2 separate regions of the Homo sapiens genome follow, and region 1 is linked to region 2. Evidence: chromatin contacts called from ENCODE Hi-C or POLR2A ChIA-PET data. All regions are on one chromosome and are shown on one strand. Each heading gives the region's core, a stretch centred on a gene start or an enhancer-like site at or near the end of the contact. The rest is flanking DNA. Distances are from core to core; before and after follow the strand shown. Region 1 overlaps LINC01358 (long intergenic non-protein coding RNA 1358). Region 2 holds the start of LINC02777 (long intergenic non-protein coding RNA 2777).

What was found. Hi-C counts contacts between places; a loop is a spot of excess contacts on that map. ChIA-PET counts read pairs that join two places held with the same protein, here RNA polymerase II (POLR2A). Pooled maps may share reads with other maps.
Region 1: a loop to region 2 is called in a map of ascending aorta, with 2.8 times the contacts of the local background. The contact joins the enhancer-like site here to the promoter of LINC02777 in region 2. A Hi-C loop is called at or near these places in 17 of 168 maps with a recorded cell type or tissue (HepG2, IMR-90, MCF 10A and 11 more) and 18 of 50 pooled maps. POLR2A ChIA-PET finds 5 or more read pairs at or near these places in 1 of 52 experiments (endothelial cell of umbilical vein).

What each region holds. Positions count from the first base shown.
Region 1 is chr1:59,060,259-59,066,905 of GRCh38, reverse strand. All of the region lies in intron 2 of LINC01358 (long intergenic non-protein coding RNA 1358), which reads right to left. Among named protein-coding and RNA genes, the nearest start is that of LINC01358, 43 kb to the right of the region's middle. Within about 2 kb of position 4,030, at least 16 of the 41 ENCODE cell types and tissues checked have a DNase peak (open chromatin) inside an H3K27ac peak, as active enhancers do; they include ascending aorta, endothelial cell of umbilical vein, heart right ventricle and 1 more, where a contact is called at or near this core.
Region 2 is chr1:58,902,785-58,909,362 of GRCh38, reverse strand. LINC02777 (long intergenic non-protein coding RNA 2777) reads left to right here and starts at 5,225. Exons shown (of 5, transcript NR_183656.1): 1 at 5,225-5,795. RefSeq lists silencers at 5,132-5,381, 5,442-5,831.

The sequences.
Region 1 (6,647 bases), core at 2,781-5,280, 160 kb before region 2:
GCAGGGCTGCTCACAGGGGCCATACATACGCATGGGGAAGGGGATGCGCTGCTCAGGGAGGGCCTGGGCTGCTCAGGGAAGGCCTGGGCAGGTGATGCCTAAACTTAGTCCTGATGATGATGCACACCACAGCTTTGTGCTTGAATTTGGACTCTGATGTGAGACTGTGTTGAATCCCACTCTATCACTTATTAACTAAAACCTTGAGTAAGTTCATCTGTGTGTCTGAATAAAAGGCAACATTTGTTTTTGTTTTTTCCCCCTTTAAAAAAAAACAAAACTGTGCTTCAGAAAAGAGGGAGTGACTTTACATTCGACTTTTTACAAGAGTCAGTGTTTCATTAAACAAAAAGATATGACATTACCTTGAGATAATTATCCATTAATTGGATGTGTGATGCCTTTGAAAGAAGTCACTCACCCAAGGTCACATAGCCAGAGGCTGGTGAAGCCAGAATTGCACTTTTCTCCATAACCCACCTCTTAGCTATTAACCACATCATTCTTGCCTACTGGCTGCTTCTCCCTGGTGCACATTCCCTGCCCTGTGAGCTAATTTTCAGGCAGAACTTCTGATGCTTAGTACTTTGCCTTTACTGTGTATTTTTCACTCAGCCTGCACCTTTGGCCTTGGTATCTCCCAACGTCTCAGGCAAAGACTCAACTCCAGCTCTGGGGCCCTGGGGAGCCCTCTTATGTTCTGGCCCCTTTGCTGATTGATGCTGAACTCAGCCCTTTCTTGAATCAGACATACCCCAATCTGAGCATGTTTTCAGATCAAGAGGAGGGGGCAACACTATATACCCCAGACATGCCAACAAGCTGGGATGATTCCATCTGCGTGAGAGAGCAGAATTCAAACTCTGTAAACAGCTGGCCTGCTTAGCATTTGTACGAGCACTCGCAACTCAATTATAGGCAATTCCCTTCTCCATAACACACCAGCCACCATTTGACTCATCTGCCACCTGTATAAATGCCAAGCGATACGTAAGGGATTCCCAAACCTTTCCTCTGCCCCTCCCTGAATTTCCAGAGACGCCCTGACATCACTAGCTTTACCTGTTTTTTCACCCTCACTTGTTCCTAAATCCACTTTGAGCTTTCTCTCAAACACTATGAGAATATGATTCAGGGCCTAATCCAGGGCTGGTGAGCCCAGTTCCCAGCCTGCCAGTGCCTTAACTTACCTAGCAGTATTGAGCTGTATTAAAGGACTAAGACTCACCTTCCATGTTACCCTGAGACTTAGAAGATATTTTCTTATAAAGTACAGAAAAATGGAGAGGCAGCCTGAAGTCATGATTATTGGGATTCTAAAGATGGGAACTGGAGTCCTACTTCTGGTGCTGATAGGCTGTGTGAACTTTTGGCAAGTGATTCCCTCTACCCCTCTTGTTTCCTTCACAGTGAAATCCAGAATTTGGCTCGATGACATGAGGGCTTTTCAACTGCTAATATGTATATAAGTCACCTGAGCATCTGTTAAAATGCAGATTCTGATTCAGTAGGTCCAGGGTTGTCCTGAGATTCTGCATTTCTAACAGAATCCCAGGTGAAGCTAATGCTGCTATACAGTTGGAGTAGTAGGGCCTATATATGATTTCAAAAGCTCCCTCCCACTCCTGGTCTCCGTGTATCACATACTCTCTTAGTAACAATAACAGCTCCAAAGGGTTTAAATATATGCTTATACACACATTTATTAAATTACACATATCATAGGTCGTTAAACCATCAAACAATACAGAAATATAAAAACACAGAATGCGGAAGCACCCTGGTAACTCTACCTCCCAAGAGAACTATTGTTAATGGTGCAAAGTACTTAAGAATATGAGGACCCATACAAAAGTTTACGGCCTTCAGCTGTCCCTGCCCAGTGTGCCTCCAGTATGTTTTCTGGAAGGAGTTAAAGTTTCTTCTCTAGCTCAAAGTCACTGCAACACCCCAGTGTGGTAGATGACAAGGTGGCAAGCTTGGGCATATTAAGTGGAGGACCAGAGCTCTTTGTGTTGTATTCTTCTATGGGGATTTAGAGGTTATGGTTACTTCAGAAAGGGATCTTCACAGAGCTAAGGAAGGGAGAATGAAAATACAGGCTCAGAAATCCAGTCACCTGGGGCTTTCCAAATAGGGGCTTTTTCCTCTTTAATCTTTCTGTGGGGCCATTGCCCACTTACTAGGGGGAAAGTTTGGTGCATGTTTTCCCTAGAAAATGTCCTGTGACATCAAAGAGTGACCTAATGGAACCAAGAACAATGAGAATTTCTTTAGCAATGGGGGCTCAGGATCAACTGGGTCCTGGCTATCCAGAGAAGAATCCTTAGCCCAAGGTACACAGGAGAGAGGGAGATTTTATCTTCTGCCACTTCAAGCATGCAGGTGAGAGGGCCAGATGCAGACTCTGCTCCTGCATATACCCTATCCTATTTAAAATGGTTTCTCCTAGGAGTTTATAGCCTAGAATGTGCTCATTGAATACTTGTTGAATGAATGAGAATCCTAGAAATTTCTATCACTCAAAGAGAATTTAAATGATCATAAGTAAAGGTGTTTGCGTGAATTCATTTCTAGTTTATTGAGGATTTACTAATAAGGATAGGGCTCTTGATAAACATTTTGAGGAGACAGTACGATATAGTAAAAAAGACCCCAGGCTTGAAATCAGAGAGACTGAATCCCAAGTCTACCATTTGTATATTGTTCATCTTTCAGCAAGTGATTGACATTTTTGGGCACTGTTGTCTTCAATGGGGAAAGAATGATTTTTGTCATTCTCACAAGATTAAACAAGATAATGGCTTGAAAGAACTGTATTGAGATGTACAGATGTCAACACATTATTATTATGGGGCATTAAAGGAAATTAAAGAATATTCCAAATTACTGTCACTTGAATTGGGGATGGCTTCACGTACAAGTGATGAGGATATTATCTCTCAGTTTCAGTTACAAATTCTTTCACCCCCATACTCTGTTTTGAGACACTGGGCTGGGACTCTACAAACCAAATTCCTTCTTTGTCAGCAGCTCCCTTTTAGGCCCTGACAACAAAGGATGCTTGAGAGAGACCGTATGACAGGAGGAGGAAGAAAAGACTGGCTGCTTCCTGTTTGCTTCCGTTTCTGTCACCTCAGGCTGGCTTCTTCACACTGGCAGCAGCACTTCCTTCCAGTTGAGTCCAGTTTGCAGTTTTCCAATACATGGAGGAGCAGCCTTGTTGCATTCCCTCAGAGACACCAACATAGCTGCTGGAGTTTCCTCCAAAGAGGTCTGGCTTCCAGCTCCACAGAACTCCTCTTCCTAGCCCAGAGACCTCAGCACCAGCTGAGCAATTGCTATGCATTTTTGACCTGTATTCGAGTGCTCTGGGGCTAATCCTTCAAGTTTCTGCCTTTTAATCATTCTAACCTCTCCTTTTGTTTCCTCAGCAGTAGGGGTTGTTAACTATTTCCTGTAATTGCTAACACTTGTTACTCTTTTTGTTATTATAGTTCTTTAGCACTTAGTTAACAATTCTTTATGTCAAATTCTCTCTTAAAAGTAAGCGAAGTGTTTTTTCTGTATCCTGAACCACTGCACAAATGGACATATTAGGCTAGGTTTGGAGAAGAAATAGGAGGAGAACTGGTATAGAAAAGAGCTCAGGAAACTCCAATAGTCCTTTATAAAGGTTCTTTGAAAAATTCTAGAACGTTCCTAAGGTAAGTAGCTTCTGTGATGGCCCCCAATGATACTTACATGCTAGCATTCATGGCAGGATTGATTATGCCACTTCTAAGATTAGGTTATTTAAAAAATCTGTAGCTTCCATCTTAGGTACTCTCTCTTGTATTGCCAACTTTGGGGAAAACTAGCTGCCGGATTATCAGGTGGTCCTATAGAGAGACCCACATACTGTGGGGCCACAGCCTGCAAACACATGAGTTAGCTCGGAAGCAGATCACCATCCCTGCCCCTGATAGCCCTCAGATAAGACTGCAGCCTCAGCTGACTGCTTACAACCTTGTGAGACGTTAAGTCAGAGACACTCAGCCAAACCACACCCAGATTCCTGACTCACAGAATTGAGATTAAAAACGTTTGTTATTTTAAGCTAGTAAGTTTTGGAGTAAGTTGTTATGCAGCGATAGAAGACAAATGAAGTTTCTTTTATTGAGAAACTATGGAAGGACGAAAAGAAAATATTTTTCCAACTTTATTTTCCTAATCAGTGAATATAGAAAACTGATTTAAGAACCAGCAGTTGTATATAATTATATTCCATTGATATTCTTTCAGTTTCTAAGATTTTACTTTCTCCAAACCTTAGTTTGTTTCTCTTTCTGTCTTCCTTTTTAGTGAAATATATGCTGTTGGAGAGGAAACTGGGGCAGAGAGAAATAATACATATTTCTAAATAATCTTCTGGCTCTAATTTACCCACAGGCATACCCTGAGCTAGGTATTAAATAAAGAAAAACTGTATATTTCAAACCCTAGCTCTCATTTCTAAGGCACTTACAAGTTAATTGAGATGACAAGACACGGACAAAATTAAGTAACCTAAGGAGACCAGGACTAATCAGGATTCTTGTTTGCAAACAGTGTATTTGTCATGGTGGGTTAACATCTTTAACAGGCAAACACAAAGTGTCAATGCTTGGACATTATGTACAACTTTATTTCTTGGCATGAAGGGACTGCGAGGCAGGAGGGGCTGTGTTCTATGTACTTACTTAAGAACCCGGAGCTCTGGGTCCTCCCATCTTGTGCCCCTGCCTTCCTCTAAGTGACATCAGTGAGCAGCTGGGGAAAGAGAGCAAATAGCTGATGAAGTGGGAAGTTTTTGTGGGCTAGCTCTGGAAGTACATCACTTCTTTTCATATTCCATTGGCCAGAATTCAGTTATACAGAGCCAAAGAACTGCAAGGCAGGCTGGGAAATGTAGTCAGCTGTGTGTCCAGGATGAAAAGGAAGTGAGGTTGGGTGAACACATAAATGCAGCCACAAACAAACAAATTCTTGTTGAATTCAACAGAAAAAAGTAAATTGAAGTGGTATTTGCATAGCTACTGCTACCAAGTAGAGTTGTGCAGGTTTTGTCCAGCAGAAAGGTCCTGGGTGAGGGTGAGTGAAAGCTGTGTTCAGCTTGAAGAAAGGTTTGCTTCTTTCTAATGATCTACTAAGAGGGACGCGCCTTTAAGAAACCCATACAAAGGCACTATGTGTGTTAGGACACCCTGTATCTATCTTACAGAATCAACAAGAAGGCACAAAGGTGAGGCTTGGATATCAAGCAGAGCCCAATGCTGGTCAAGAACAATCTATTACAATGTTGCTGGTGACCCTGCCACCACTGGGCATTCACTGCCATGTGACAGGACCCTGACACCCTGGAAGCTGTGTCCTTACATGGTAGAAATGGGTCTAGCTGCCTCTCTGGGGTTTCTTTTATAAGGGCACTTGTAAGGGTGGAACACACATGACCTAATCATCTTCCCACAGGCCCCACCTTCTAATATCATCACCTTGATAATTAAGTTTTAACATATGAATTTTGGGGGACACAAATATTCAGACCATTGCATCCTCTTATTGTTTTCTCAGATCACTCCAGGGACCACTCATCTGGGTTCTCTGAGAAACAGACAGACACCAGATAGGCTTCAATGTGTGAGAAATTTATTAGGGAAAGTGCCTACGAGAGACAAGGGAAAGGAAGTTGGGAGTGTAGGAGAGAATGCAAGTGATGCAAGTGCAGAAGAGAGGGGGGATTAATGAAGGGAAATTGGGCATTAAGGGTCTAGATTGCAGTGCACCTCTAAGAGAAGTATGGCAATGTTGTTGGGGAGGCCTGAGCTAATGTTGGCTCATCAGAGGAGCCCCCGATCTCCCCAGGACCTGACCTATTTTAGTACTCCCAGAGTGCTCAGTGATTGGCTGGGAGCAGCAGTGGGAGCATGGCCCAGATGCAGGTGCAGAGATGGATTCCAGTGCCCAGCAATGAGGGCACTTATGCTGCATGTAGTTTGAGATCTGAGGAGCCCATTGTCATGGCCACCATAGCAGCAATTAGAATGCTCTAAATCAGTGGCTGGACTCAACTGTTTAAAGATTAAGCTTCAGTCATCATTCCAAAGAGTGAAGGGTAAAAAGCTCCCTGCAGGTGAAACCCTGTCTGTACTAAAAATACAAAAATTAACTAGTCATGGTGGCACGCACCTGTAGTCCCAGCTACTCAGGAGGCTGAGGCAGAAGAATTGCTTCAACCCAGGAAGTGGAAGTTGCAGTGAGCTGAGATCACACCACTGCACTCCAGCCTGGGTGACAGAGTGAGACTCCATCTCAAAACAAAATAAAACAAAACAATCTCCTAACCCACGTATCTTTAAAGTCATTAACTTCATTAACAAAGCCCTATTTATAATTTCTATTATGATAACTAATAAAACTTCTGGTGTTGAACAGAGATGAAAGTAACTGAAATGGCTCTGGAGTGGCCTTTTGAGTAAATGCTGGCTTAATACTCCAGCAGTGTGTTTTCCTGCTTAGGGTCACTAGACATCCATGATGTAGAATAAAATAAACTGATATGGTTTGGGTCTGTGTCCCTGCCCAAATCTCATGTTGAATTGTAATCCCCAGTTTTGGAGGAGGGGTTT
Region 2 (6,578 bases), core at 3,976-6,475:
TGATATCAAGGAATCTAGGAAACAGGAAAATGCCTGGTGACAGGGAGACCAGTCATGCAGGCTCCTCTATACATGATCCCCATTTCAATCACCACCTCCTCAGAAAACAGATTTCTTAAGTCAAAGTGCTTATGGAATTGGCACCTGAGCGTTAGGGCAGGAAGAACTGTCTACATAGTGCCTATTTGAAATTAATAAGTTCTCCTTCAATACAAGTCTGGGTAGCAGAGCAGCAATAATAATAATTATTATAATGCCTATAATTTATTGAACGTTTCCCTCTAAAAACTGGTAAGTACTTTATGCACACTATTTCATTGAAACCTCGCCAAATCCTACAAGAAACATACTGTTAGCACCATATGAAAGACAGGAAAACTAAGCCTCAGAGAGGTTAAGTAACCTGACCAAGGTCACTCAGCAAGTAAGGTGATATAAACCCTTATTCATGGATAAATTTTCTCCTTGACTCCTTTGAATTTGGAGCTGTGCATGGTTTAACTTCATCCAAATAATCCTAGTTGAGGCATGGAGCTCACATTCTAACTCCAGGGATGACAAGAGTATCTCTGCTCAAATGCCTTTTGCCAGTCCAAAGAAATTTGAGAAGTGTTGTGCAAGGATCAAGAGACATGGATTCAGAGAACTGGGTTCCAGTATTGACTTTGCCACTTATTGCTTGTGAGGCTTCTGCTGAATACCTTAAATTCTTTGGGTCCCATTAGTTTCTTAGTTTTTCCTCCTTCCCTTTCAACCCTCCTGCCCAGCACACACTCTGGAATATGAAAGGATTTATCTCAATGATCTCTCAAATCTCTTAGGAAACTAATTTTTTGTTTCAATAATTGTATCTTTTCTAATAAAAATTTTCTAGTTAAAAAGGGATACAAACGTTTTAAAGAGAAACATACATGTTAAAGAAAAAGCAACACATACTTGTTAAAGGATACAAAAGAGTAGAAAGTAAAATGTTTCTTTTATACAAGTAGAGTTATTGCTAGAATTTTAAATTTAGAAAAAACTATTAAAGGCCGGGCACGGTGGCTCATGCCTGTAATCCCAGCACTTTGGGCTGAGGAGGGTGGATCACCTGAGGTCAGGAGTTCAAGACCAGCCTGACCAATATGGTGAAACCCTGTCTCTAATAAAAATACAAAAATTAGCCAGGCATGATGGCGGGCACCTGTAGTCCTAGCTAGTTGGGAGGCTGAAACAGGAGAATTGCTTGAACTCAGGAGGCAGAGGTTGCAGTGAGCTGAGATCACACCACTGCACTCCAACCTGGGTGACAGAGTGAGACTTTGTTTCAAAAAACAAAAACAAAAACAAATTTAAAAACTATTAAAGAAGGTTGATAAAGCTTTAACATTTAGCAACAACAACAAGCATGTTTGAACACTTCTTGTCACTTTCCTAAATATTTATTGACTTTCCTTTTGAAAGCATTTGTATTGCATATCCCCTTTCCAATATTCAGTGTTAAGGCTTAACAAGTCCCTAGGAACATTTTTATTCCTTTGGTGACTGAAAGTAAAATAAAGCAAAACCAAATCTTCTTGGGGAAATTTCTGTCCAAAATAATTCACTCCACAGCCTCTAGTTAAGAGCTTACTGTTCTCACGACTTGTGCAAGGAGATGCACAGAACACAATGTGGTCTAGTTGAGGGGACCCAGTGCTCAGTGGAGACAAAGCCAAAGAGGATCTGTGAGTGAATGAAGGTGAGTACCCAGTGCTGTGGGAGTGCAGATTAATTCTGTCACAGAGGAAGTGACAGAGGCTGCGTCTTGAAACGTGAACTGGAGTCCAACAGATGGCAAAACCTTGGGAAAGCAACCACTTAGACAAGCTCTTGTTTGGTTACCCAGTGCTAGAGTGACAATATAATTTATTTTCCAAATTATGGTACCTGATAATAAAAGGGGAACTATTGGCAATTATGTCAGGACAATGGGTGTAAACCAGAACCTCCTAGGTAAACCAGATGATATGGTGATTTTACTGTGTGCAAAGATTTTTATATCATGAAAAACAGGTCCCTGAATTGCATTTCATGCTTATTGAAACCTGTGACAAGATAGTATGTTAAAAATGCTCCAGAGAAGCCTTCCCCACCCTGGCTAACTTTCTGAAAAAATTGTAGATGTTTCCCTAACAATGCTTTTTAGTCCTATTGCTGGATTTTAGCATAACATCTATATGGCAAATTGTTCCAACTTAGGAACACATTGTTGTATTATCCTTAAATTCATTTGGTAGCAACTCAAGACTTTCCAAACCACACTGATAGTCAACCTTATAAGTTTTGATCTTCCAATAATGCTTTGGGGACCCACTCAATGCTTCAAACTTCAGTGCTTCTAGTTGGTGTTTTTTGATTTGTTTAGCTGTGTTCGCAGTTGTAATTCCATAGAGGCAGCAAAGGTTCTCTCTTAGCTGGGACTATTCAGGAGTGGGAGAGGAAAACCAATGCATTTTAACACAGGATTGATGTTTTCATCTAGATGTGACATCTGTGGTGGTGTGCTATGGGGCAGGAGGAATAGCATGTGCAAAGGCATGGAAGCAAGAGCAAGCTTAGAGTATTCAGGGGACTATGCGAGATTCTCTGGCTGGGAGTGGAGCTGGGAATGTGGTAGGAGAAAACGTGAAAAAGGTGAGTTAGTACTAGATTGTGGAAGGTCTTGAATGCCACCCCAAGGAGTCCGGACTTCATCCTGTTGGGAAAGGTGAGCCTCGGGAGCTATTTGAGCAGGATATTTGTGGTTTTTCATTGTTTGTTTGTTTGTTTTTAAAGACAGTAAACTGAATAAAACCTGGAGCCAATTTCTCCCTCCAGTTTTGCAGGTCTGATTTAGCCTAACTTTTTGCTAATGTGTTCGCTGCCTCCACCACACTCCAAACCCTACCTCCAAGGAAATGTATCTCAATTGACTGGGAATTATAGATGCACATTTCTGATGCTTTGAGTTCAGCCCACTCCCAATCAAGGCTGTACTGAAATTCCTTAGCATCCCACAGCTCTGTCCCCAGGCAGGACCCCATCAGTGGGGGCTGGGGGTGAGGCCCAAAAAAGTAGGAGCAGAGGCTTCTGTCCTCTGGCCACCCAATTGTAAACTACTCCTGAGACCCTCCCTTGGTGGAATTCATATTCTCCCTTTTCTTAACCCTTAATACAAATCATGTCTTCCTGGAGCCCAAGTGCAAAGTCATGAATGAAACTCACGTAAAAAGGCAGCTGTACCCTTTTTGGCTGTTCAGGATTCTTAATAATGAACAGGCTTGAAAGACAATAGGTTCTTTGTCCCCAGAGGTATCGAAACAGGCATGTGTTAGAGAGGATTCTTGCAGGCCTTGGGAGCCAAAGCCTGACAAGTGATGATCCTACATCCCACCCAACTAGTTACAAGCTTGTTAACCTCTAGCCTCTGTTTCCTCAGCTATAGAAAGGGGATCATAGTAGTGACTTCTTTACAGGGTTCTTGAGAATACTAAACAAGACAATGATGGCACTTGGCCCAATGCCAGGCACTAAGACCTGCCCAGAAAAAGCTGGCAATTATCAAAACTGGTACAATCCTCTACCTCTGAGTTCATGGTAGCCAGTGGTTGAGCTTCATGCTTCCAGGGGCAAACCAGTCATTTATTTTTTAGTGTGACCGCTAACTGGGAACATTACACAAGCAAAGTCCTAGAGGCACAGAATTAATACACTGAATATTACCCTTTGAAGTCATCTAGCAGCGGGAGCCAAACTTATCATTTTGCAGAAGGGGAAACAGATTCAGACAGAGGGAGGAACAGGCCCAATCCAAACATAAAGTTAAAGGCAGAGCCAGGATGAGAACCTAGGTCTCTGATACCTACTCCTGCTCTTAACTCTGCAACATGCTTTCTATCTCACTATCTTAGTAAGCAACATTCAAGACCTTCACGATTCCGTCTTCATTCAGTGAACATCTGATTACTTAGAGGTTCAAATTGCTTTCTATATCTTAACTCATTCAATCCTTATAGCAACCCCACAAGGCTGATCTTATTGTCAATCTCCATGTTGTAGATAAGGACAGTGAGGCTGAAAGGGGTTAAGTCACTTGGTTAAGGCTCACAACCAGTAGGTAGTAAAGCCAAGATCTGAAACTGGACAGTTGGGCTCCTAAGCCTGTGCCCTTAACCACAACACCATATTGACCCTTCAAGAGTGAAAAAGTATGTGGCGTCTGCCTTAGACAGGCATACTCCCCAGGTGGGAGACACAACCTGCAATAAGTGTGTGCAACCTCATACTATGGGCACCAAGAGAAGAAAGGAAGGAAGGATTAATTTTACAGGGGGAGGAGGGAGAGAATCAGGAAAGCTGCCTGGAGGAGGTGAGCTTTATCCAGTTTCCAGAGCTGACTCACTTTCCTCCAGGTTTCTCTGCAGATGGACGAGTCTTTGCTGAGGCAGGCAGGTAGAAAGGGACTGGAGCTTAAGGGATGCAGTCAAGGAAGTCAGTGAGAGAGGGAGGGCAGGACATTAGGCTTGAAGTGTGTGAGGTGGGCAAGTTAATGAACCTCCAAGAGCCTCAACTTTCTCATCTGCAGAATGGGGATGATAACACCCACCTTCTGAAGCTGTTTGAATATTAAATGAGATAACGTGTATATACTTCCCGACCCAGTATTATTCCTCTTTATTTACCTTTCATAAAACTATTTCACTCACTAAAAATAAATTTAATTGAGCATATTTTTGACACAGTAGCATTAATAATCTTGAGTGTCATTATCAGTCATTCATAATAACAATATAATGAATAATAATGTTAATTGCCATTGACAGCACTAAGTGCTTAAAATGTATGATCCGTATTTATCCAATCTAATCCTCAGAATGTATCTTAAAGATAGGTAAGGCGTCATTATCCCCATTTTACAGATGAGGATAATGAGGCTGAGAGAGATGGAGAAAGATATACAAAGGTCACCCAGCGAGGAAGCGGCAGGATGGGTATTCAGACCCAGGTCTGTTGGTCCCAGAAAAATGTCCCCCCACACAGAGGATGTCCCGTGTTTGCAGTTCATGTTGGTCTTGGCCACGTCCCTCCGCTCTTTCTCAGAAGGAAAACAAACATTCTAAGAGGTCTGCTAGGCCGAGGGAACGCGAACGCCAAAGAGAGGGAGGGAAGGGGCTGGCCGAGGCCGGAGGATGGGCCCAGACTGGGAGGGTGGAGCCGGCTCCTCGCCCCGAGCCCGACAGCCGCATAAAGCCTGCTGCTTTCACTGGCCCGGTGGGGGCCAGCAGGGTCAGGGCCCGCGGAAACCCTCAGCCTGGCGGGCCGGGAGGCCGCGGTGCTGCACTGGCTCGGCGCGCTCCCCGAGTGGCGCTCAGGCGGGGCGCGTTCATTTCATCTACAGACTGTCGGGAAGGCTTCCCGAACTCCTCCTCCCTGCCCGCCTTTGCGCAGGGCCGGACTCTTCGGAAACTGAAATCACGGGCCGCCCGGCCCCCACCAGTCCTCGTGGGATCCGGCCCGGGTTAACCTTCTATGGGGAGGCCCAGGAGGGCCGGGCGGAGCGCCGGGGCGGGCGTGCGCTGACGTGGCGAGCGGCTCCCTCCACCCGCTCCTCCCGCGGGCACTGCCGAGGCCCATGGGCGGGAAGCCGGGCGGCGGGCGGGACGTGGCCTCGGTCCCGGCCCTGCCCCGCCCCGCCGCCACTGAGACTCCCAGCGCCACCAACGTCGGAGTTGCAGTTTCTTTAGCTGTCATATGCAGACAAGTACTACCCACCTCGCCTTTGGAGTGAGCAGCATGTATGTACGGTACCTGACACCTAAGAAATGCTCAATGTATGGTCCCTACATGGTGTCACTGTGATTGTTGTCGTTGTGGTTACGCTGGGTTGGGCAGCTCGCCTTGTGAAATAATGAGCTCCCATTGCTGAGACCGTTCAGGCACAAGTTGAATGAGTTCGGGGGACAAAAAGAAATACGTTAGAACAGGAAGTCCCCCAAATTTGGCATCCCTCAATACCGATCTGGTGACTTCAGAATCACCTGGGAAGCTCAAACAGCACCTCAGACCAGGGATCGAAATCCCGGAAGGCAAGCTCGTCTAAAAGTACAGCTTCATGTGTAAACCACTGATCTAGGCCAATAGTCCCTGCACTTTTCATCTTCAAAGACCCTTCTGTGATTCCCTCCTGCCCCACTGACTGCACAGTGTAAAGTATGTTGTTGACCAAACTAGATTTAACTCACAATTAATTTACTCTCTAACTAAATTATTAATCAAAGCCCCAGAGTTCATTAAACAATTATTGAATACCTACTGTGTGCCAGGCACTGTGCTGGACACTGGTGGTCTGGCGGATAGACAAGGACTCTGTCCTCATGGACTTACCAGTCTGGGGAGGGAAAGCAGAAAATGAACAAGAATTCAAATACTGACACTGAAGCCAAGAGAATCCAGCTGAGCTGAAGGCACCCAATATTCCTACAATGAGCAGATATGGGTGTATCAAAAGCAAAAGCAAATAGAAGCCTGGCACGGTGGCTCACATCGGTAATCCCAACACTTTGGGAGGCCGAGGCAGG